3 separate regions of the Homo sapiens genome follow, and regions 2 and 3 are each linked to region 1. A link is a loop called in an ENCODE intact Hi-C map of the cell type or tissue named here. Cell type or tissue: dorsolateral prefrontal cortex. All regions are shown on one strand. Region 1 overlaps INIP (INTS3 and NABP interacting protein). Region 2 overlaps HSDL2 (hydroxysteroid dehydrogenase like 2). Region 3 overlaps SUSD1 (sushi domain containing 1).

Region 1 (8,000 bases):
ACTGTGCCTGGCCCAGTGTTTTGTGTTTTAAGCTAAGTGTTATTACAAAAGTCAAAAAGTTAAAAAAATTTAAAAGTTTATAAAGTAAAGTTACAGTAAGCTAAGGTTAATGTATTATTGAAGAAAGAAAAATTGAATAAATTTAGTGCAGCCTAAGTGTACAGTGTTTATAAGTATACAGTACTATATAGTAATGTCCTAGACTTTCACATTCACTCACAACTCACTCACTGACTCACCCAGAGCAGCTTCAGTCCTGAAAGCTCCATGCATCCATGCATGGTAAATGCCCTATACAGGTATACCATTTTTTGTCTTTTAAACCGTGTGTGTGTGTGTGTGTGTGTGTGTGTGTGTGTGTGTGTGTGTGTATGTATGTATGTATGTGTGTATTTTAAGATCTCAATTGGCTTTATTTGTGATTCTAGAATCAGGCAACACTTCATTTCATAAAATAGAATAAGTGTTCCCTAAACCATATTTTTACTGTACCTTTTCTATGTTGAGATACACAAATATTTAGCATTGTATTACAGTTGCCTACACTATTCAGTACAGTAACATGCTGTACACGTTTGTAGCCTTGGAGCAACAGACTGTACCGTACAGCCTAGGTTGTGTAGTAGGCTATACCATCTGTGTTTGTGTAAGTACACTCTGATGTTTGCATAACACAAAATCACCTAACAATGAATTTCTCAGAATGTATCCCTGTTGTTAAGCAACATATGATGGTAGATCTGACATTGGATCAGATATACAACATCCTTTATATTATTAATCTTATATTTTAATCTATTTTAAGATTATTTACATTGAAATTGTATTCACATTATTCACCTTATGGCCTCTTCTGACATCTATGTTCGCTTGCTCTTTTACTTGAAATCAGAACCACTTTTAAAGAAGTTTTATTGTCATCACACATTATCTGTGCCTTTATCTTCATTGCTGTAAAAACTTTTGTACACATTTCACCTGTGTTAAGATAGCTCCAAAACAAATCAAGTCAGACACATTTGCTGCTATCAAGGAGTTTTTATTTTAAAATTTGTATAAAAGTAAAATTTACTCTCTATAAAGTATTGAATCTCACTTGGCAAGTAGTTAACCACTTAACTACTTGAAGGACGCCTCTATTTCCGTTCTGTATCAAGTCTGAATTCCTGTTTGACTCTATGTATGTTTGACCCATCTTCATATTTTTAAATTACTCATCTCTGTTCTGATTTTTTTAATCTTGGTTTTGTCTTAAACTTATGGACTCTTAAAGTGTATACTCATTTGGTCCAGCTTCTTTCATTGACCATACTGTCTGTGAGATTCATCCATATTGTGCATGGATCAGTAGTTCATTCCTTGTTATTGTGGGGTAGTATTCCATGGTATGACTTTATCACATTTTGTTTATTCATTCTTCTGTTTGTAAACTTTGGGGTTGTCTCAGTTTTGGCTGTTGTGAATAAAGCTGCTATGAGCATTTATAAGTCTCTTTTGCAGGTACTTTTTTTTTTTTTTTTGAGATGGAGTTTTGCTCTTGTTGCCCAAGCTGGAGTGCAATAGCGTGATCTCAGCTCACTGCAACCTCCACCTCCTGGGTTCAAGCGATTCTCCTGCCTCAGCCTCCTGAGTAGCTGGGATTACAGGCGCGTGCCACTGCGCCTGGCTAATTTTTTTGTAGAAACGGGGTTTCACCATGTTAGCCAGTCTGGTCTCGAACTCCTGACCTCAGGTGATCCGCCTGCCTCGGCCTCCCAAAGTGCTGGAATTACAGGCATGAGCCACTGTGCCCGGCCTCAGATACCTTTTTTTTAAGAGACAGGGTCTTGTTCTGTTGCTCAGGCTGGGCTCTGAGGTGGATGAAGCTCACTGCAGCCTCAAACTCCTGGGCTCAAGTGATCCTCCCACCTCTACCTTCCAAAGTGGTGGGACTGCATGCATGCATCACCATGCCTGGCTAATGTTTTTATTTTTTGTAGAGAGAGGGTCTTGCTTTGTTGGCTGGGCTGGTCTTGAACTCCTGGCCTCAAGAAATCCTCCCACCTCGGCCTCCCAAAATGTTGGGATTACAGGCATGAGCCACCATGCTGGGCCACTTGTACCATTTTATTATTTTAGTATATGCGCTTCTGAAGAGAGCTCTCTTTGTACTGTTTTATATTCTCTCCAGCAATATGTGAATATTCTGGTTGATTCACATTTAGTGTTGTCAGTCGTTAATTTTAGCCATTCTAGAATGTATGAAGTAGTATCTCATTGTAGTATTAAAATGCATTTCCTTGATGACAAATGCTGAGCACTTTCGTTGTACTTATTGGCCATTGTAAATCTTCCTTTATGAAGTATTTGTTCAAATCTTTTACTCATTTTTTAAAAATTGGGTTATTTCTTTTATTAGCAAGTTGTTTTGTTTTCATTCTTCGGTCTGGATACAAGTCCTTTGTCAGATATGTTTTGCACGTATTTCCTCCCAGTCTCGCTTGCCTTTTCGTGTTCTTAATGGTGGTGTTCTTATCCTGTATGTAATGTGTTATTTTTCTCTGGCTGCTTTTAGGATTATCTCTTTGTATTTCAGTGGTCTGACTATGGTATGCCTAGAGGTGGTTTTCTTGTTTGGGGTTTGTTGAGCTTTTTGGATCTGTAGGTTGATGTCTTTCACTAAATTTGGGATGTTTCCATCCATTATTCAAATACTCCAAGGCTCTGCTTATTTTTCCTCAATATTTTTTTCTGTGTTTTTCTGATTGGATAATTTCTAATGCTCTAACTTTAATAACTTCTGCCATCTCCAATCTGCTGTTCATTCAATCCAGTGAACATTTTGTTTCAATTTACTTTTTAGCTCTAGAATTTCCACTTGGTCCTTTTCCATAGTTATACTTCTTTGCTAAAATACCCCTTTTATTTATTATGTCTTTTTCCCTTAAGTCTTTGAACATATTTATAATGGCTGATTTTAAATCCTTGACTGCTAATTATATCATTGGGGTTATCTTGGAGTTGGTTTTTGTTGACAGCATTTTGGTGCATATGCATCACGTTTTCCTTTTTCTTCTTATAAGTTGTGATTTGTTATTGGGTACTGGACATTGTGGAAACTCTGGATTCTGTTATATTCTTCTGAAATTGTGATTTTTGTTCTAGCAGACAGCTTGACTCAACTCATACTCAACTCCAAACTCTTGTCTCTCCTGTGTTGGGCAGAAATCTTGCAGTGTTTTTCAGCTTCCACCTGCTGCTTTATTGATGGGCTGCCTGGGATCTCCCCTGGATATGTGTAGTTCAGCAGTGAGTGAAACTTTGAGTGGATTTTATATGCATGAATTGGGCTTTATTCCTTCTGCCTCTCCCTCAAGCCTTGCCCCTAATTTTTTTGCTACTCTGTCAGCCCTAAACTTGAGTTCTCCTCTGACACCTCAAGCTAGTAAGGTGAGGCTAACCAAGCTGTTAGTGGATTGGGGAATGCTTCAGGCAAAAGGCCACAAGTTCCCAAATCTCACCAGTTGCAGTTTCTGCCTGATACTGGTCAGACTCCAGTGCCTTTAAGTAGTGAATTTTTAATATTTTAGTATTATATTTGTGGCAGGATTAGACCAACCAGACTACTCTGCCAGTACTGGAAATTGAAAGCTTGCTGATTCTGTTTTAGTTTATTAGTTATATTTAGGACAAACTAAAGGTTACATGAGTTTCGTAGAATTATAGTATTGTAAAAAGCAAGTTGTGGTGACAGCTTTCCCAGCAGTAACCAGCTAATACCATTCTGTTCTCCTCTCACATAGCCATGTGCGATTTGTGTGCTCTGTGGACTAATCATAGGTCCACATTCCCTTGTGGTTGTTGACCTCTTTATTTTTCCATTAAATTATAAGGGCCCATATTAAAAATAACTTAATTTGAGCTCAGATGAAAACTAAGAGAAGACTATTTTGGAAAGATAACATGCTGCTAAAAACCACACAATGCACTGCAAATGAAAATAAATTTTAAATTATCCCACTATTCGCACAGAGATTTACAATATGCTGGTTACTTTTTTCGTAGTTGTAGTAAAAACGCAATCATTTTTAGTATTGCCTTTGACTGACCCATAGTCAGATCCACTATGAAACATCCCCTAATCTAAATAGAAATGAATTTAGATTAGCCCTTTGGCTTCCGTTGCTCCTTTGTCAGGGATTTTTGTTGATGTCATGGAACTGCTGCTACTAGGAACCAGCAGAGGGAGTCCACATCATGTTCTAGAGACTCCCGGACTCCAGTGAAATTTTAAAATTCTTATTTATTCAGATCTATTGTATTTTTCTCTCTCTCTTTAATTTAATTTTTTTTTAAGAGGCAGGGTCTCGCTCTGTTGCCCAGGCTGGAGAGCAGTGTTGTGATTGTAGCTCCGTGCAGCCTCCAACTCCTGAGCTCAGCATCCCAAGTAGCTGAGACTATAGGCACATGCTACCACGCCTGGCTAATTTTTTTTCTTTTTTTTTTTCCTGTAGAAACAGGGTCTCGCTTTGTTGCCCAGGCTGGTCTTGAACTCCTGAACTCCTGTTCTCAAGCAGTTCTCTCACCTTGGCTTCCCAAAGCATTGGAATTACAAGTGTGAGCCACCATGCCCGGCTGTATTTTACTTTCTGTAGTAAATCATTTCTGTACTGTTTGTATGTATAAGAATTACTTAATATGGAGATTAATACCAAGGGCCTTAATTATCTTAAAATGATAACTGAAAGAACCATGATTTAAAAAAAATCTTTATGTGTTGTAATTTATTAATGTAAATAAATAGATTTTACTTATTATGTCTGGTGTAGAGAACAATTCCGTTGTGTTGGGGACTAAGCCCTCTTTCAGATCTAGCAGTCTTTCATGCCGTCATAGTAATCAGGACTGCTAAATTTCATACGCCCTTGACAGTCACTGCAGTCCCATGTTCTTCATACTGTCCAATGTAGTGTAGAACATTTGGTAGGCTTTCAATCATGAGAATTTTAGTATGCAGAGGCAGATTGTCAACCTGGGGTTTGGACAAGGTACCAAAAGCAGCACAGAGTCTTTCATTATTGGTAAATATCAAGGTCCTATGATGATGTGATGGCATTGGATTGGTTCAGCCTGATTTTAGAGAGACCTGGTGAAATACTGAGTAAGGAACATGAATTCTTTTATTTTTTTCAATTTTACAGATATCTGAAAATGCTTATAGTAGTAACTATAAGATCTGCAGATCAGGTAGTAGGAACTATTGATTTTGGGCCAGTCCAGGTGCTCTCAGCTGTGATTTCAGCATGCTGCATAGGAGTAGAATGGCAAGGCTCCTGGGAAGTGTCTTGTTTGACCTCAGACCCAAGTACAAGTCTTCACCTAAACCATATATGGTCCAGAAGGAAAGCAAGTTTATTCTTCACGTTTATACTAAAGTATGCCACCTCTCAATTAAGAGTTTGTCCCAGTGCAGTGATGCATAAATAGCATCTGAAAATTCTTCTATTTGTACCTTTTTAAAGATGAGAGTTTGTATGCAAAGACACAATTTGGAGTAGGTTTCTGAAGGCTAAATCTCTTTTTGTTGCATTTTAATTGCTATGGCAAAGAGAATGAATTAGATTTCTGATGCTAGGCTTGACCTGTAGGCTCCAGATTGAAATTGTAACTGGGAAGAATATTATGTAAAGTAATCTGAGACTGTTTGTGTAGTTAGGAGAGAGTATAGGATCCACACATGCACTCAGACTGGCCTGGGAGTTCTGAAATGTGAATGTAATTAGAAAGCTGCATGCCAATTAGTTGTGGCCTATCTAATGAAAAACTTCACTGACAGAGAATTGTCAATGTGGGATGACAGGAATCTAGTGATGTTAACCTGATGACTAGGGAGAAAGAATGCTAGATAATAATAACAATAATAGTGTGTATTTATTAAGCAACTACCATGTGGCAGGCAGTGTTCTAGGTCTTTTACTTATATTTTTCTGTATTTCCTGTAACCACCCTTTGAAGTGTTACTGTTATCCCCTTTGGTCCTGAGGCATGGTGAGGTAGTTTTCCTAATATTCAGTAGTAAGTGGTAGTGCTGAGGTGAGAACCCACGTTGATTCCATGTCCCACGTTCCTTATTCATTCTGTTTTCCCATACCGCCCTTCAGTAGGGGGAATTACAACATTCTGATGATAGATCTGATAGGAAACCACTGGGCGCTTGAGACAAGGGGCAAAAGACCTCTTCTTGATCTTTATTGGGATTAATCTAATCGTCTACATTGGTTATTAAGCAGAAAATGCTTTAAATGAAAAGGGCCTGTGAGTTTATATGTGAGAAGAAAAGAAAAATAAGTGGGGAAGAAAGGTTGATTCAAGCAGAAGATACATCATCATCTTACAAACCTCAATGGGTAGAAAAAGTGGCAGTAGTTTTAAAGAAGTAAGTCCTTAGGTCTAGGTGAAAGAGAATGTGAACACAGATCACCTGAGCAGACATTAGGGCTTGATTCCTTTTCTTTGTTACGTATTTTTGGTAAACTCTGAAAGGTGGCTAATGATTGAGTAATTTTTTAATCTTGCAAGATATAGGAAACATTCGTCATTAACTAGATTTAGGACAGAGCAAGAAAATGGATTCTTTCCTAGAATCCATTTAGAGACCCTGTCTTTGAAAAAAAAAAAAAGTTAATAAAAAAAATTAGCTGGGCATGGGGCTGAGGTGGGAGGATCGCTTGAGTATGGGAGGTTGAGGCTGCTGTGAGCCCTGATCATACCACCGCACTCTAGCCTGCACAACAGAGTGAGACCCTGTCTCAAAAAAAATAAAGAAAATGAATGCAGCCCTGTCAACATCTTGATTTTAGCCCAGTGAGACCTCTGACCTATAGATCCATAAGAAAATAGATTTGTGACGTTTTAAGCCACGAATTTTGGGTAATTTGTTACAGCAGCCATAGAAAACTAATGCATATTTAACTGCAAGAACCAAAAAAATCTAGGAACCCTCCATGACACCTTCTTCCTCATTCCTTCATATTGAATCCATCACTCTCCTCCTGATTTAACTTCCTAAATAGCTATTGGATCCGTTTGTATCTCTGCATTTCCATCCACTAAAAACTTTTATTATCTCTAGCTCTTTCTACTGTGATAGTTTCCTGACTATTTTCTCTTGTCTATTCTCAACATTGCAGTTAGAGTGATCTTTTTAAAGGGGGAAAGTTTATTTTGTTCCTCACCCCTACTTTTATGCCTTAGATTTCAGTTCAAGCATCACTTCCTTTGAAAGCCTTCTCTGACACTGCTCCCCCCGCTTTCACGCTAGGTCAAGTTTATTTAGCATTCATTCCTACAATAATGATTGTTATAAATGCTCATCAAATGGTTTCTTTATTTCAGACTACTCATGTTAGATTTTAATTACACATTCATTCATGTGATTATTTGATTGATCTCTATTTTCACTGGACAGTTTGAAAACCATGAAAGCTAGAATCATGTCAAGTTTTGCCTTATCATTGCATCCTTAGAACCTAACTTTGTGCCTGTATGTGATAGCATGAAAGACTGCTAGATCTGAAAGAGGGCTTAGTCCCCAACACAATAAATATTTGTTGAATCAATAAATAACTGAAAACATGTTAAACATGTTAATAGTGCCACAGTGACGTTGCTCTAGTACTAAACATAGGTGTCTCAACTATGGTACTTTAATGTACTATATAGTTGTGAAGAGTATATAGCTTGTAGGATAACCACTTGACAGGATTTAAGTAATCTTTTAAAAATTATTGTTATGAAAGTGTAGTAGATTGTCCATAACTGCATAATCAAAATAATTTTCACTTTTAGCTTTAGATTTTTTTTACAATAAGAAGAATTTCAGTTAGTCTTTAAGTGTGATAGAGCTGTTAAAGGAAAATGAGTATCAGCTCTTAGATTTTAAATGCAATCTGATGTAATGCTAGTTACTTGAGAATGTTTTTAGTGACAAAGAAATGTGCGGGAGGAAAAAAAAGAAATGT
Region 2 (8,000 bases), 270 kb after region 1:
CTTTTCAAGACACACTCAATGTGATTCCTCATCCTCATCTTTCAAATCCAGTTCCAAAGCTTGTAGCTCCCAAATAAGATAAGCAGACAGTAGGGGAGTCCTGCAGTGGAGCATCCTGGGAAGTACATGCCCCAAGGCATGGCTGACAAGGATGGGGAGGGGAAGAACCGTGGCAGCAGGGCATTCCAGGAGAGAGTAGTTTTTGTGTTTTTGTTGTGTTTCATGTTGTTTTTGAGATAGGGTCTCCCTCTGTCACCCAGGCTGGAGTGCAATGGCACAATCACAGCTTGCTGCAAGCTTGAACTCCTGGGCTCAAGTGATCCTCCCGCCTCAGCCTCCCAAGTACCTGAGACCACAGGTACATACCACCACGCCTGGCTATTGTTAAAAATTTTTTGTAGAAATGGGATCTTGCTATTGCTACATTGCCCAGGCTCATCTCGAACTCCTGGCCTCGGGCAATCCTCCCACCACAGCCTCCCAAAGTGCTGGGATTACAGGCATTAGCCACTGAGCCAGGCCTGGAGAGTAGTTTTAAACAGAGGAAGTAAAGGAAGGTCACATGTCAGCCTTGCACACTGGCCTGAGCTATTTGCCCAACAGGTGCCACATCTGAAACTACAGCTCAGAAAAAGGAATTCCTCCATATAGACAGGGAAGGGAGCCAAAAGCAACCTACACATTCCTGCCTTTGACTACACTAGCTCTAGAGATATCTCCTAATATGAGGAAGAATTAACAGAAAAAAAAAATAACCTGATGCCTATGAAAAAAATAATGTGCCACAGGCAATGGAGGCTATTCTGAAGAGCAAATATCTAAAACTAATTTACCATGAAACCTACAAGAATTCTTCCACACGAAAACTATATCATTATGATGTGTCAATACAGATTCATCAATTCTAACAAATGTACCACTCTGGTAGAGGATGCTGCTAAGGAAGGAAGTAATGCATGTGTGGGATATATGATATTTCTGTACCTTCTCAGTTTTGCTGTGAATCTAAAACTTTATGCTATAAAAAAAAATAAAGCTTTGGCCAGGCACAGTGGCTCATGCCTGTAATCCCAGCACTTTGGGAGGCCAAGGTGGGTGGATCACCCAAGGTCAGAAGTTTGAGACCAGACTGGCTAATGTGGCGAAACCCCATCTCTACTAAAAATACAAAATTAGCCGGGCATGGTGGCACACCCATGTAATCCCAGCTACTAGGGAGGCTGAGGAAGGAGAATTGCTTTAACCTGGGCGGTGGAGGTTGCAGTGAGCCAAGATCATGCCACTGCATTCCAGCCAGGGTGATAGAGACTCTGTCTCAAAAAAATAAATAAATAAAGCCTTAAAAAAAAAAACTATATGAAACAGGGACAGAAAGTTATATATAACCGGCTGTGATGAAAAGACAATAGGATAAAATGAAAAAGGAAGTGAGCACCATAGCAAATTAACCATTTGAGACAATATGGAACAGAAACTAAGCTATAGAACATCTTATCAGACTGTCCTTTTTAATACAGAGGACAAACTTAACAAGGTCTCCAGAATACAGAAGAGAAAGCCAGAACCAGTGAGAAATGGTGCTAACTACAGGGAAAGGGAAAGGGGAGCCAAGGTAAGAATAAGTGTTTCTGAGAATCCAGAACAACTGCAACAGAAGCAATTAAAACTGTAACTGAAGGAAAATAGGCCCAGCGCCATAGCTCATGCCTGTAATCCCAGCACTTTGGGAGGCCGAGGCAGGATGATTGTTTGAGGCCAGGAGTTTGAGACCAGCCTGGGCAATATAACAAGACCCCCTCTTTACAAAAAATTTAAAAATTAGCTGGACGTGGTGGCATGCACCTCTAGTCCCAGCTATTGGTGAGGCTGAGGTGAGAGGATTGTTTGAGTCCAGGACTTTGAGGGCTGCAGTGGGCTATGATCGAGCCACTGCACTCCAGCTTGGGCAACGGGGTGAGACCCAGTCTCTAAACCAAATAAAAAATAAAAACAAAAATAAGCTGGAAGTCAAAAAAAAAAAAAAAAAAAACAAGACTGAGTGGGCTCCCTGTGTTCCAGTGGAGAGTAGGGGTGGGGGGAATCAATGAAGAAATAATGGTATTGCATTTTCGTTTGTTTGTTTTTTGAGACAGGGGTCTCACTCTCTCACCCAGGCTGGAGTTTAATGGCTTGATCATAGCTCATTACAACCTCAAACTCCTGAACTCAAGTGATCCTCCCACTTCAGCCTCCCAAGTAGCTGGGACTACAGGCATGCACCATCACACCCAGCTAATTTTTGTACTTTTTGTAGAGACAAAGTTTTGCCATGTTGCCCAGACTAGTCTTGAACTCCTGGGCTCAAGCGATCCTCCCACCTCAGCCTCCCAAAGTGCTGGGACTACAGGCGTGAGCCACTATGCCTGGTTGATATTGCTTTTAAGATGGGAAGAAAAAAAAAACCCATCAATTTAAAACTAGGTCCATTGTCTACAATAATTACATATATAAGAGCTAACATACACACGACGAATACTGGAAAAGGTATAATGAAATGGTAACAGGGGTTATTATAAGTTGTTGGTGCAATAGAAAGGTGAACCTCTCCCCCTTTGGAAACAAGGGATACACATGGTTCTCAAAGAGCTGAACTATGAGAGGACATAAGAAATAAACTGAAAGAGGTAAGTTATAGCCCAGGCTACTATCTATATGAGTATATTAATATATCTACAGAAAAGGTCAGGTAAAATTGCTATTGACTGAACCACACAGAATCAAAAAAAGAGAGCTACAGAAGTAAATGCTCCTGCAGCATTAGGTGAGGGAAGTTAGCCAAAGGAATTTGAGTCTTCTAACCTTAAGGGTAAGAGCATTGCTTATGTGGAGATGGCTATAGGCAAAGTTATCCCTATCAAAGCCTGATGCCAGTAAACACTGATTTTACACTCTACCTATCTAACTCCCTTGTTCTGATTCCATGGTCATGAAATGACCTTCTGACTATGATTCTGTTTCATGCACAATTATATCCAAAGGAAGAGAATGTGCTGATCAAGCACCTACATGTTTAACCTATGAGATGGCAACTCTTTGTTATAAATTAATAAACTGGATTATCAGGGGAAAGAATGTGCTAATTTACGTATTTATTTGAGACAGGGTCTTGCTCTGTTGCCCAGGCTGGAGTGCTGTAGCTCAATCATAGCTCACTGCAGCCTCAAACTCTTGAGCTCAAGGGATCCTCCTGCTTCAGTCTCCTGAGTAGCTGAGACTACAGGCATGTGCCACCATGGCCAGCTAATTTTTTTTATTTTTTTGTAGAGACAGGGTCTCACCATGTTGCCCAGACTAAGAATATGCTAAAATTTAAAAGACTAAGTATTCAAGTGTTAGGAAAGCCATTTAAGTTTACTGGTTAAAGACATGGGCTTTGAAATCAGAGAAATATGAGTTTAAATCTTGGTTCTGCCACCTGCTGGCTGTGCAATTGCAGCTGTAAAATGAGGGGAGTATCTGTCTTGGGGATTAATGGTATTAAACAGGACAATGCATGTAAAGTACTTAGCACAGTGTTTGGCACATAGGAGGTGCCCAGTAAATATTTGTTGAATAAACAAAAAGAACATACATGATCAATAAGTGGTTCTTATTTAAAATTTGGAGTTTAAATGATCTCAGTTCATGCATGCCTTCTTCTAAAAGACAGATCCAACCTTAGGGCGTTGGGCAAAAATCGGAGTTTGGGACTTAACTAACTTGAAGACCAGACTCTTCTAGAGTTTGATAAGCTCTCTAGGTATTTTCCACCATTCTGTAAGAGGCCTTTTGAGAAACAGACTGACAGTCTTGTTTTTCCTGGTTTTAATACTCTGGGTAGTAGGATTATGAGTAACTATTTTCCTTTCTATTGTTTTAAATTGTCTGTAATACAAAAAAGTCCTTTTTATTACCTAAGTAATTTTTTTAAATTACCATAAAAATCTGGAAAAAGAAAAGATAAATAATAAAGAATAAATAAAAGAAAGCTGGAAATAAGGTTTGGCTCTAAAATGCATTGCAGTAAGGTGCCACAGATTTGCTAAAGGTATCAAGGAAATTCATCCCTACATTTTCTATCAGACTTCTAAAAAAAAAAATCGATGAGAGTCATAGCATCTATAAGATAAAAATAAGGTAAGGGCCCAGAAGAAGCACAGCCATTCTTATTAGTAAACCATGAGAGAAATTCTTCCCACAGGTATTCATTAAAGTGTTTCTTCAAGTAAGCCACTGGCAAAATGTCAGAACACAAAGTCTAAAATGTAAACTCTGGACCAATTCAAGGGCACTATTGTTTATGAATTACAGAAACAAAACAAAGTAAAACCCAAACCTCCTTTGAAGTTGATTTCTTTCATAAAATAGTCACATAACACAAACTGTGGAAATGGTGTTAGATGTATTTGATATATGACACACTTTTCCTCAAAATAACATATCAACATGAAATACCTAAAGACAGTGCAAAAGAAAATAAATAAAACCTAAAAAAAAGTTTTTTCAGACTTGTTTTTAACCAAACGCAAAGAATATATTAATAACTTCTTCTTTTTTTTTTTTTTTTTTTTTTTTTTGAGACAGGGTCTTGCTCTGTCACCCAGGCTAGAGTGCAGTGGCACGATCACGGCTCACTGAAACTTCAACTTCCCGGGATCAGGTGATCCTCCCACCTCAGCCTCCTGAGTAGCTGGGACTACAGTCTCGTGCCACCACGCCCAACGTATTTTTTTTTTGTATTTTTTTTGTAGAGACGGGGTTTCGCCATGTTGCCCAAGCTCGTCGCAAACTCCTGGACTCAAGTGATCCATTCGCCTCAGCCTCCCAAAGTGCTGGGATTACAGGTATGAGCCACTGTGCCCAGCCTTATTAAAACTTCTTACTGGTAGATGAACAAAACAACCTTCTTTACTAGAATTAACTGAGATCTCACATTACTTGTTTAGTTTAAAGTACAAAACAGTTTAAAAACAGAAGGCAGAAATGTCACTGTTATAGGATCAATTCCATATTTTGGAAGAAATACATAAGTTAGGATTTATATTTTCTAACATAAAATATAGTCTAGATCTTACCAGTTGATTCCACTTTCTTGCTAACTGCTTCTGGGTATTCATCTAAGAAGAAATCTGGTTGCAAAGGATGACCTGAAAAATTGACCCCAAACCATTAGGTTAATGTAACTACAACATAGTAAGATTTTAACATCTGTTTAATAAACATATCTATTTTATTAAAAATCTTTCTGGTGCAAAAGAAAAGGCCTCTGTGAGAACTGTCGAATGACCTGATCTTCATTAAATTAATTTTCTCATAATTCAGTTATCTTTCTCTCCTCTGATAAATTTTATCTTCAAGATTTAATCCCCAAAAGATCACCTGTTCTGTAAAGCCTTTACCTGCTCTCCCAGGAACCTCTGCCCTTCTCATCCTACACTGCTCTTCTGGCCCACATTCTTCCGAAGTTGTCAGGACTTATTTCTTACCTGCCGTCCTAAAAGCAGAGGGCCCCTTCTTAAGAAGGACTTTCTTCTCAGCATTAGTGCACTTGGGTCTCTTCTCTCTTTCCCTCTTCCTCTCACTCCATCATCATGAACACTAAGCTATCCTATTCCATCCTATTCCACTGGGTTATTATTATTATTATTGACACAGGGTCTCACTGTCACCCAGGCTGGAGTGCAGTGATATGATCTTGGCTCACTGCAACCTCCACCTCCTGGGCTCAAGTGATCCTCCTCCCTCAGCCTCCCAAGTAACAGGGACCACAGGTGCAAGCCACCATATCCAGCTAATTTTTATTTATTTATTTATTATTTATTTATTTATTTATTTTTTGAGACGGAGTCTCGCTCTGTCACCCAGGCTTGAGTGCAGTGGCACGATCTCAGCTCATGGCACCCTCTGCCTCCCAGGTTCAAGCAATCCTCCTGCTTCAGCCTCCCAAGTAGCTGGGATTACAGGTGCCCATCACTATGCCTGGCTACTTTTCATATTTTTAGTAGAGATAGAGTTTCACCATATTGGTCAGGCTGGTCTCAAACTCCTGACCTAGGATATCCACCCACCTCAGCCTCCCAATGTGCTGGGATTATGGGCGTGAGCCACCGTGCCTGAACACTCATTTTTATTTTTTGTAGAGATGGGGTTTTGCCATGTTGCCCAGTATGGTCTTGAACTCCTTGGCTCAAGCGATCCACTGGCCTTGGCCTCCCAAAGTGCTGGGATTACAGGTGTGAGCCACTGCACACAGCCTCCACTGGGTCTTATTTTCAGCTAATGGTTGTGGTTAGCAAATAGGTTAACTGTTTTAATTACACTGATAACTCCAAGACATGTGCACACTAGAAGATTTAAAGGCCACAAAGCCTTCAAAACTGTAGTACAGTGAGATGTTAACAATCTCAATTGTTCTCTTTTTCTTTTCTCTCTTTTTTTTTTTGACATGGGGTCTTGCTGTTTTGCCCAGGCTGGTCTCAAACTTCTGGGCTCAAATGAGCCTCCTGCCTCGGTCTCCTGCCTCTCTCTCTCTCTTTTTCAGAAGTTTAAGCAAACTTCTGGAGGGCAGGAATGAATTCATCTTTGTTATATCCTAATATCATAGTATCTGGTCATTTTAAGTTCTCAATACTTAATAGGATTTTTAATTTAAATAAAATTTTAAAACTTGCGCACAATTACACTGTGTCTTTAAAACCTAAGGTAATAATTATATTCCTGGGTACCAGGACCCGGAAGACCTGAATCTGGTCAGGTTCTGCCACCTATTAGCCATCTGCTCTTAGGCAAAGGCTCAATCTCTCTGAGCCTGTTTTTCCACTTGTAAATATTAACTACTAAATATTCTGAGTGTACTATATGCTGGGCACTGTGCCAAACACATTATACATTATCACATTTAGCCTTTACAAAAATCTTGTATGAAATGTATCATTCTCTTAAGTTTACCAATATGGAAATTGAGGCTGAGACAGACAAACTGGGTGACATGCTCAAAGCTGCATAGCAGTGAGCAGCAGAGCTGCAATATGAAGCTGGGTTGTCTTCTCCCAAATTTCGTGTTCTTAATCACTAAGCATTACTTTCCGTACAGAATTGTTATGCAGGCTAAATAGATAATGCATATAAGAGTGCTTTGTAAAACTATAATCCGCTATTTACTTTAGTTTGAACTGCAGAGATGAGCAGGGATGATACAAATATAAACGTGGTTTGTGTCATTTAGAAGCTCAGTTTAATGAATAATATTTAAAATATACTTTAGCGCAAATAAATATAACTCCTATGTATGGCTATATTAGAATACATCATATTCTATATGGTAAAAATCCATTATTATCATTATCATCCCCAATTTCAGAGAGGGAGAGTTACTTAACAAGAGGGCTTTCTAGAAGCTTCTCAGATCACTTTACTGTCCATGAGACAGAGCCTGCCCACTCATCTACACCATCTGTCATTAAGCTACTCTAAGAGACTGCGCTTAAGAGACAAATATTTAGAGAGTCCACAATCATAAATTATTTTAAACAAAAAAATTCATTACTGTGCCAGGTGCAGTGGCTCACGCCTGTAATCCTAACACTTTAGGAGGCCAAGGCAGGCAGATCACTTGAGCTCAGGAGTTCAAGACCAGCCTGGGCAACATGGTGAAACCCCACATCTACAAATACAAAAATTAACCAGGTGTGGTGGCACATGCCTATAGTCCCAGCTACTCTAGAGGCTGAGGTGGAAGGATTGCTTGAGCCTGGGAGGTAGAGGTTGCAGTGAGCTGAGATTGCGCCACTACACTCCAACCTGGGTGACAGAGTGAGACCCTTTCTCAAATAAATAAATAAATACATAACCCACTACTGTACCATCTGTTACCACATATTCTTGAACAAAATCTTTACTCTGTGATTTTAAGACCAACTTTAAAAAATAATTTTCATTTCTTATTTCGAGATTTAGAAGTGGCTAGTAACTGATCTGACTTT
Region 3 (8,000 bases), 610 kb after region 1:
TAAATATTTCATTTGATTAAGCAGCCTATGACATAAGAAAAGCAAGCTGAATTACTTGATTTTACAAACAAGGAGACTGAGGTTCAGTGACTTAGCTAAGGTAATTACAATTGAGAAGCTGGAGAGCCAGGACTTGAAGCTAAGTCTGCTGATGCCAGTTTTAATATTATTCCTGTTAAACACCCAATTGGCTCTCTTAAGGTGTCAGAGTTTCACTTGTACTCAGCCATGATGCATTTTGCTAAGATGGTGCAAGCTGTCTATAACTCTCTCTCTTGTCTTTTAGAAGTTGATCTCTTAGAAGATGATGGAAGTTTCAATATTTCAATATTTAATGAAACTTGTTTGAAATTGAACAGGCGTTCTAGGAAAGTTGGATCAGAACACATGTACCAAGTAAGGAGATCTCTTATGCTTTCCATTAAAGAATTGTGTCATTTAAAAATTTGGGCGATCTCCAAGTAAGTATCCAAAGTATTTAAAAATGAATGAACTTCTAGACAGTTTGTGATTGTTGTTTCTAGAGATGGATGTAAGATGTGAGATGGGTGTAAATGAGGTACTAACTTGAAGAAAGATACTATATTTGGTGACTTGCTATCATTTTCTGTGCCTGGCATTTCAAGCTTATATTTTATTTTAATGCATTAAACAATACAGCTTATTTTGCTATCAGATTCACATTTGGGCATGGAATTTATTTTTATTTTTTATTTTTATTTTTTGAGACTGAGTTTCGCTCTTGTTGCCCAGGCTGGAGTGCAGTGGCATGATCTCGGCTCACTGCAATCTCTGCCTCCGGGGTTCAAGCGATTCTCTTGCGTCAGCCTTCCTGAGTAGCTGGGATTGCAGGCATGAGCCACCACGCCCAGCTAATTTTGTATTTTTAGTAGAGATGGGGTTTCTCCATGTTGGTCAGGCTGGTCTCAAACTCCCAGCCTCAGATGATCTGCCCTCCTCGGCCTCCCAAAGTGCTAGGATTACAGGCGTGAGCCACCACGCCCAGCTGGGCATGGAATTTTAAGGAACTCTTTGGATGGCTATTGACCCTCATTTAACTTGATTTTTTCTTAAACATCATCAGTAAAATTGTAAGTAAATTCAGGCAGGAACTGAGATTTATTTTGTGTCATTTTTAGTGCCTAGCAAGTCATCTGGTAGAGAGCAAACTCAGTAAGTATTACATTAAAAAAATTTTTTTTTCTTTTTTGAGACCGAGTCTTGCTCTGTTACCCAGGTTGGAGTGCAGGGAGGCGATCTTGGCTCACTGCGACCTCCACCTTCCAAATTCAAGCGACTCTCGTGCCTCAGCCTCCCAAGTAGCTGAGATTATAGGTGTGCACCACTATGCCCTGCTGATTTTTGTATTTTTATTAGAGATGTCGTGTCACCATATTGGCTAGGCTGGTCTCAAACTCCTGACCTCAAGTGATCCACCCGCCTCAGCTTCCCTAGGTGCTGGGATTACAGGTGTGAGCCACCGCGCCCAGGCCAAAATTAATTAATTTATTCTATTTACCAGAAGTATATCACATATTAGGACTTGGAAGTTTCCAATTCAAACTGATAGAAATATATAGGTAAATAGGCAACTACAATATGGTATAATGAGTGCTTTGACAAAAAGTAAATTAATAATGGAATAATAAAAGTAAATAAGTATAAAAATAGAGATTTTATTTGTGTGTGTGTGTGTGTGTGTGTGTGTGTGTGTCCAGGTACAATTTTTTTGTTTTTTTTGAGATGGAGTCTTGCTCTGTCGTCCAGGCTGGAGTACAGTGGCATGATCTTGGCTCACTGCAGCCTCCCTCTCCCAGGTTCAAGCAATTCTCCTGCCTCAGCCTCCCTAGTAGCTGGGATTCCAGGCATGCCCCACCATGCCCAGCTAATTTTTGTATTTTTGGTAAAGATGGGGTTTTGCCATGTTGGCCAGGCTGGTCTCAAACACCTGACCTCAGGTGATCCAGCTGCCTTGGCTTCCCAAAGTGCTGGGATTACAGGTGTGAGCTACTTGCCAGGCCAGGTACAATTTTTTTAACCAGAAGCAAAGACTGTTATACTGAGTCATAGAAAGTAAGTAGGAATTGGCCAGGCGTGGTGGCTCACGCCTGTAATCCCAGCACTCTGGGAGGCCAAGGCGGGTGGATCACGAGGTCAGGAGATCGAGACCATCCTGGCTAACACGGTGAAACCCCATCTCTACTAAAAATACAAAAAATTAGCCAGGCGTGGTGGCGGGCACCTGTAGTCCCAGCTACTTGGGAGGCTGAGGCAGGAGAATGGTGTAAACCTGGGAGGTGGAGCTTGCAGTGAGCCAAGATCGCACCACTGTACTCCAGCCTGGGCGACAGAGCAAGACTCCGTCTAAAAAAACAACAACAAAAAAATTAGATAAAGGTTAATTTGTGTGACATGTGAAACACTTTTAAATTGACTGGAAAAAAGTCAATATTTAAAAGCGGTTTGCTAAAGAAAATAGACGTATTGCCTAAACACGCATGAACACATTATGCCTCACTAGTAAGTGGTCCAGAAGAATAGGGGACTGCCAGACCGTGGAGGAGCAGCTCTGACGATAGCATAGTCTAGGTTGTGGCCATGGATATGGGTGGCCAAAGTGGAGTGAAGGAAGTTCATAGCATTGAGCTCAAAGAACTCTGAGGCCAACATTTGATGGTTTATCTGTAAGGACCTTTAAGTTATCCAAGAGAATTCAAAGAGTTTGAGAGAGAAGAATCCTTATGAACCACCTGTCAGGGTCTTGGATGACTGTCAAAATTGATAAGAGAAGAGTTAGTGATTGATGGGAATAAGGAGGGATTGAGGGTGGTATAGACAATGGTGCTAGCATCAGTGGCAACACCGAGCATATGTCTCCACCAGCTAATGCACCCTAACTGATCAAGGGCTGATCATATTACTTATAGGACCTTCACGAAAGTTTTTTCCCTATAATTCCCTGCTGGAGCTGGCAGTGCGTAGAGGATGGTTAGGTGACAGTGTGTGATATGACTCCATGGATCAAAAGCCCTTTTACCAGAGGTCTAATAGGAAGGGTCCAGTGAAGTACCATGGCATTTGCTTTGAATGCATAATCTGGGGTGGTCCCCATATGTTTTTGTTTTTTTTTTCTTCCATGGGTAGGGTTAAGGAACCCACCTAGTTTAAGTACTCTGTTCTATGAGGCTTGTCCATGGATTTCTTACAATGAAAAGAAACTAAAAGAATTTTGGTTGGGTGCAATGGCTCACACTTGTAATCCCAGCACTTTGGGAGGCTGAGGTGGGCTTGAGGCCAAGAGTTTGAGACCAGCCTGGGCAACAAAGTAAGATCCTGTCTTTACAAATTAATTGTAAAAATAATTACCCAGGTGTGGTGGTGCATGCCTGTAGTTCCAACTACTCGGGAGGCTGAGGATCACTTCAGTCCAGGAGTTTGAGATTGCTGTGAACTAAGATTGTGCCACTGCACTCCAGCCTGGGTGACAGAACAAGACCCTGTCTCAGAAAAGAGACAGAGAGAGAGAGAGAGAGAGAGAGAGAGAGAGAGAGAGAGAACGAAGTATTCAGAAGGGAAGGAGGAAAAAAAATAATTTTGCCCATTAGCTCCAATGTAATCTCTTTCACTTGCGTTATAATCAAGGGATTATTTTGGAATAGACTAATATTTTCTTCATCTGAGATGTAGTTATGCATATTAAGCTTGGTCCTATACCTGATTGTGAGGACAGGTAAGGTAGCTTTGTCAAGTCCTTCCTCAGGTTAGCTTGCTATTGTCTTAAAAGTAATTCTAAGTGGGCAAGGATAAATAAAAGGAACTTTCTTGTTTTAACTCCATTTTGCTAATAGTCTAGGCACCTGTTAGTCAATGGAAAATCTAATGTAACACTTTCTTTTAATCTCATGACAGTTTACCGTTCTGGGTCAGAGGTGGTATCTGGCTAACTTTTCTCATGCAACATCGTTTAACTTCACAACGAGGGAACAAGTGCCTGTAGTGTGTTTGGATCTGTACCCTACGACTGATTATACGGTGAATGTGACCCTGCTGAGATCTCCTAAGCGGCACTCAGTGCAAATAACAATAGCAACTCCCCCAGCAGGTGGGTGTAGACGTCTTTCTTTTTTGTGCCTCAGGACAAATTACCTATGTGAATTGAGCAGTGTGGGCGGGCATAAGAGTGCTAGTTTGGGAGTCAAGAGACAGGGGTTCCAGTTCTAACAAACTTTGTTAGCTGCGTCTGGGGTTCAGGATGCCTGAATCTTACCACTTATCCCCTTCCCTGAAGGGTACTGGCTCATAGAGGGCACAGACCAAGGATAGACTGATTTATTCAGAGCTCCCTGGGAGTCCTAAGTTGAGAATTCCATAAAGCATTTTATCTCTCACCCCAAATTTAAGACAACTGAACCCTAAGGGTATTCATTATCGGCAAGTAGAACGAACTTCCAGGAGACCAGAAACGTGGGTCCCACAGTGTCAGGCACTGGCAGGCAATACAGCCTCAGGACTAGGCCACGCATAAGCAAATTAACTTGACATAGAGAACAGAGGCCTGATTAAGGTCAGGCTCCTTAGAAATTCTTCCCTTGCAGTCTTTTGAGGAAGCCACATAGGTGCCAGCTGTATTAACTCCACAGCTCCCCCTAGTGGGATGGCTGTGGTGCAGCCATCACTACTATTTCTTTTGTTCTTTAATCCTGTGGGTTTATCAGACAAATTTACGGGCAACCAGAAGAGGCTACCCCTTTGAAGGAAAGCAGCAGAAGAGGGTAGGTCCTGCTGCTACCTCCCTGAAGCCGCTCTGTGATATTCACCTCTGCTCTTTGTGGGTCAGGGTGGGCAGTTTGGCCTTTGCATTTAGAAGACTCTGGGCCGGGTGCGGTGGCTCACGACTGTAATCCCAGCACTTTGGGAGGCCGAGGCTGGCAGATCACCTGAGGTCAGGAGTTCGAGACTAGCCTGGCTAACATGATGAAACCCTGATTCTACCAAAAATACAAAAAATTAGCTGGGCATGGTGGTGTGTGCCTGTAATCCCAGCTACTCGGGAGGCTGAGGCAAGAGAATCACTGAACCCGGGAGGCAGAGGTTGCAGTGAGCCGAGATTGCGCCATTGCACTCTAGCTTGGGCAACAAGAGCCAAACTCCATCTCAAAAAAAAAAAAAAAAAAAAGACTCTGAAATGTGTTAGACACTCATGAGAGCCACGTAGCACCTGAGGCTGAAAATTAATTTTTTTTTTTTGAGATGGAGTCTCGCTCTGTCACCCAGGCTGGAGGGCCAGGTGCCATCTTGGCTCACTGTAACCTCCACCTCCTGGGCTCAAGTGATCCTCCTGCCTCAGCCTCTTGAGTAGCTGGGACTACAGGCGCATACCACCATGCCCAGCTAATTTTTGTATTTTTAGTAGATACAGGGTTTCACCATGTTGGCCAGGCTGTTCTCGAACTCCTGACCTCAAGTGAGGTCTTCCAATTCAGCCTCCCAAAGTGCTGGGATTACAAGTGTGAGCCACCGTGTCTGGCTTCAGTTTTTATCCTATTTTTTTTATCAGATTGAGCCTGGCACCTTGTCCTGTCTGTATCAGCAGAGTTTGCACAAGGAGCACCTCATGACATCATAAACCTACCCCCCAACACATTTTCAGCTGCATAGTAATGCTCGCAAATTGAATATGAATTCCCTCCAATTATTAAATTCTTAGAGAAATAAAAATCTATAAATAAAATCTAGCTGGGTGCAGTAGCTCACGTCTAATTCCAGCACTATGGGAGGCCAAGGCGGGTGGATTGCTTGAGCTCAGGAGTTTGAGACCAGCCTGGGCAACATAGTGAAACTCTGTCTCTATAAACAATACAAAAATTAGCTGGGTGTGGTGGCATAAGCCTGTGGTCCCAGCTACTTGGGAGGCTGAGGTGGGAGAATCTCTTGAGTCTAGGAGGTTGAGGCTGCAGGGAGCCGAGATTGCGCCACTGCACTTCAGCCTGGGCAATAGAGCAAGATCTCCTCAGATAAAGAAATAAGAATAAATAAATCCACCTCTCCTTGTAAAATAAACTAAAATGTAAAGGCATGAAGTCCCCAGTTTTTTCTATCCTACATCTTTTCTGCTGAGTCTTGGCCAGAGTGTCCTGCTGAGTGGAGAGTGTGTTCTAGCTGTTGAAACCTAGGAATCTTGTTTTGTAATAGATGCTACTCCTTTGGTGTATAGGAGACTGGCAAATGCTGAGGTTTTGAGGCAGGCACATACTTGGCATATTCTAGGAATGTCATGGAAACCAGTATGGCTGGAGCAGAGAGCTGGGGACAGTGGTGAGAGATGAGGTCTAAACTCTAGCATGAGTATAATAAATGAGAGGCCCATGGTGTCAGGTTCAGAAAGAAGCCTGTTGTTACCTTCTCCTTTGCCTCCCTAAATTACTAGTAGTAAGTATAATGTAGCATGCCATAGTTCAGCCTCTGTAGGTTACCAAGCAGTCTGGAGTCTACCACGTGTCAATTTAAACTTAAATTGGGAAATGTCTTCTCGTCAGGGTAGTTGGATTCATTTTGACACTGTACTCTCCTTGAAAATTTTAGACATTTGCAGTGGTGGCTCTAGGTCTTTCTTGATGCCCGTTCCAAAGATTAAAACCTTTCCATTTTCGTTGCTCCCTTGAGCCCTATTTCTACCCAAGCTTCACCATTGCTGAAGATCTTTATCTGTTTAGTGAAAGAGTCTCCCTTCTTTCTGGGCAGGACACCCCACATTTATCTTAGGAAACTCTTCAAGTGAAATGCATCATCTTGCATGCTTCCTTCCCTGTCTCCATTTCTGACTCTTTTCTCTGAATTTCTCTAAACCCAGAAAGATCCCCCAAATTGTTTTAGTTCTGGACTCCACAGGCTCCTATTATTGAATGTCTGCCTGTGAGTCCTACTTCCTGGTTAGGAGATTTTCCCTTTTGTCTCCCATGGGGAATTACCCTCAGCTGATCTGTGAGCTGCTGTTGGGTTTCCAGAACCTGAACTTTCACTGGTCTGATGAGGTCCAGGAAACCCCCTGGGCTAGTGGCATTTCGCCCAAGCCCTACCTTCTTGGAATTGAATTTCCAAGACTTAAATGGTCGGTGCTTCTTTGATGGAAACTGAAACACTTCTTGCTCCCGCTTCCTTTTCTGTATCAGAGAGATAAGCCTGCAATGTTCAAGGTCCCTCTGAGAACGTTCTTACTTAGCAGGTCCTGCTCAGCTCTAAGCCTTTACCCTTCCATTTAAGTTGTTTCTGTTCCGTCTTTATTGCCAGGTAGGACTCATACCTTTTGCTAGGTCTTAGTACTTTTCCTTCTCTATATTTGCTTTTTGTTTTCAGACTTAGATTTTTGTTCTCCTCACATATTACTTTGGAATCTGCCTCCGAGGTCTCTGTAGAGAAAGAATGATGTCACAGAGCTCTCGACCTGCCATAAACATCCAGTGTTAAAATACCTTCTTCCCACTTTCATTTTCACTAGGAGGCATTTCTTTCTATTCAGTTCGGCCTAAACCCAGGCCTGGGCTTTATCAATTTTCATTCTCCCTGGACCTTGTTTAATACAGCTCTATTTCCCAGGCAGATGTCCTTATAGCCGGTGCAATACCTGTTGCCCCATCTTACAAAAACAATGCCACCTTGAAACTCACTTAGTGATGCTTGAAGAATTCTACACTGATCATTCACTGATGATTCTCTTTTTAAACATGTTCACATTTCTTTAACTATAGAGTATCACAGTTCCAGTTATTAAGGAAGAAACGAAGAGTTCTCATTAATGCCTATTCTCGCTCCCCTATTTAAAACTTTTCCTTGTCATATTTTTCTAACTGGGCCAATATGATTTCAAATTTTCTTCTTAGTGTTATTTCCTTCACTTTGTTTCATTCCTCCTAATCTTATCGTTTCTCCCTAATCTTATCCTGTCTGCAAGACCAAAACCTGTTTTGTAAACTGACTTCATTCTATTTTCAGAGATGGGGAAA

The links. Peaks named below come from ENCODE experiments on the same cell type or tissue, not always from the same donor. Only the 100,000 strongest peaks of a DNase experiment are listed, where the experiment ranks them.
Region 2: a loop joins it to region 1, with 2.7 times the contacts of the local background. A loop is called at or near these places in 38 of 110 quality-filtered maps.
Region 3: it touches region 1 in a loop (4-fold over the local background); 31 of 110 quality-filtered maps call a loop at or near these places.

Annotation. Positions count from the first base shown.
Region 1 is chr9:112,707,505-112,715,504 of GRCh38, reverse strand. The region is part of intron 2 of INIP (INTS3 and NABP interacting protein); the gene reads left to right. Among named protein-coding and RNA genes, the nearest start is that of INIP, 6.6 kb to the left of the region's middle. In dorsolateral prefrontal cortex, CTCF peaks have their summits at 4,007 and 4,215 (motif pointing right); a DNase peak (open chromatin) is centred at 4,222; H3K4me3 peaks cover 961 bases; H3K27ac peaks cover 2,032 bases.
Region 2 is chr9:112,438,864-112,446,863 of GRCh38, reverse strand. It overlaps HSDL2 (hydroxysteroid dehydrogenase like 2), which reads right to left. Exons shown (of 11, transcript NM_032303.5): 8 at 5,094-5,165. Among named protein-coding and RNA genes, the nearest start is that of KIAA1958, 44 kb to the left of the region's middle. In dorsolateral prefrontal cortex, CTCF peaks have their summits at 3,237 and 3,439 (motif pointing left); a DNase peak (open chromatin) is centred at 3,456.
Region 3 is chr9:112,094,572-112,102,571 of GRCh38, reverse strand. SUSD1 (sushi domain containing 1) reads left to right here. Exons shown (of 17, transcript NM_022486.5): 9 at 287-396; 10 at 3,910-4,102. Among named protein-coding and RNA genes, the nearest start is that of LINC02977, 58 kb to the right of the region's middle. RefSeq lists enhancers at 3,001-3,919, 3,920-4,839, 6,889-7,058 and a silencer at 4,561-4,680. In dorsolateral prefrontal cortex, CTCF peaks have their summits at 4,434 and 4,636 (motif pointing left); a DNase peak (open chromatin) is centred at 4,651.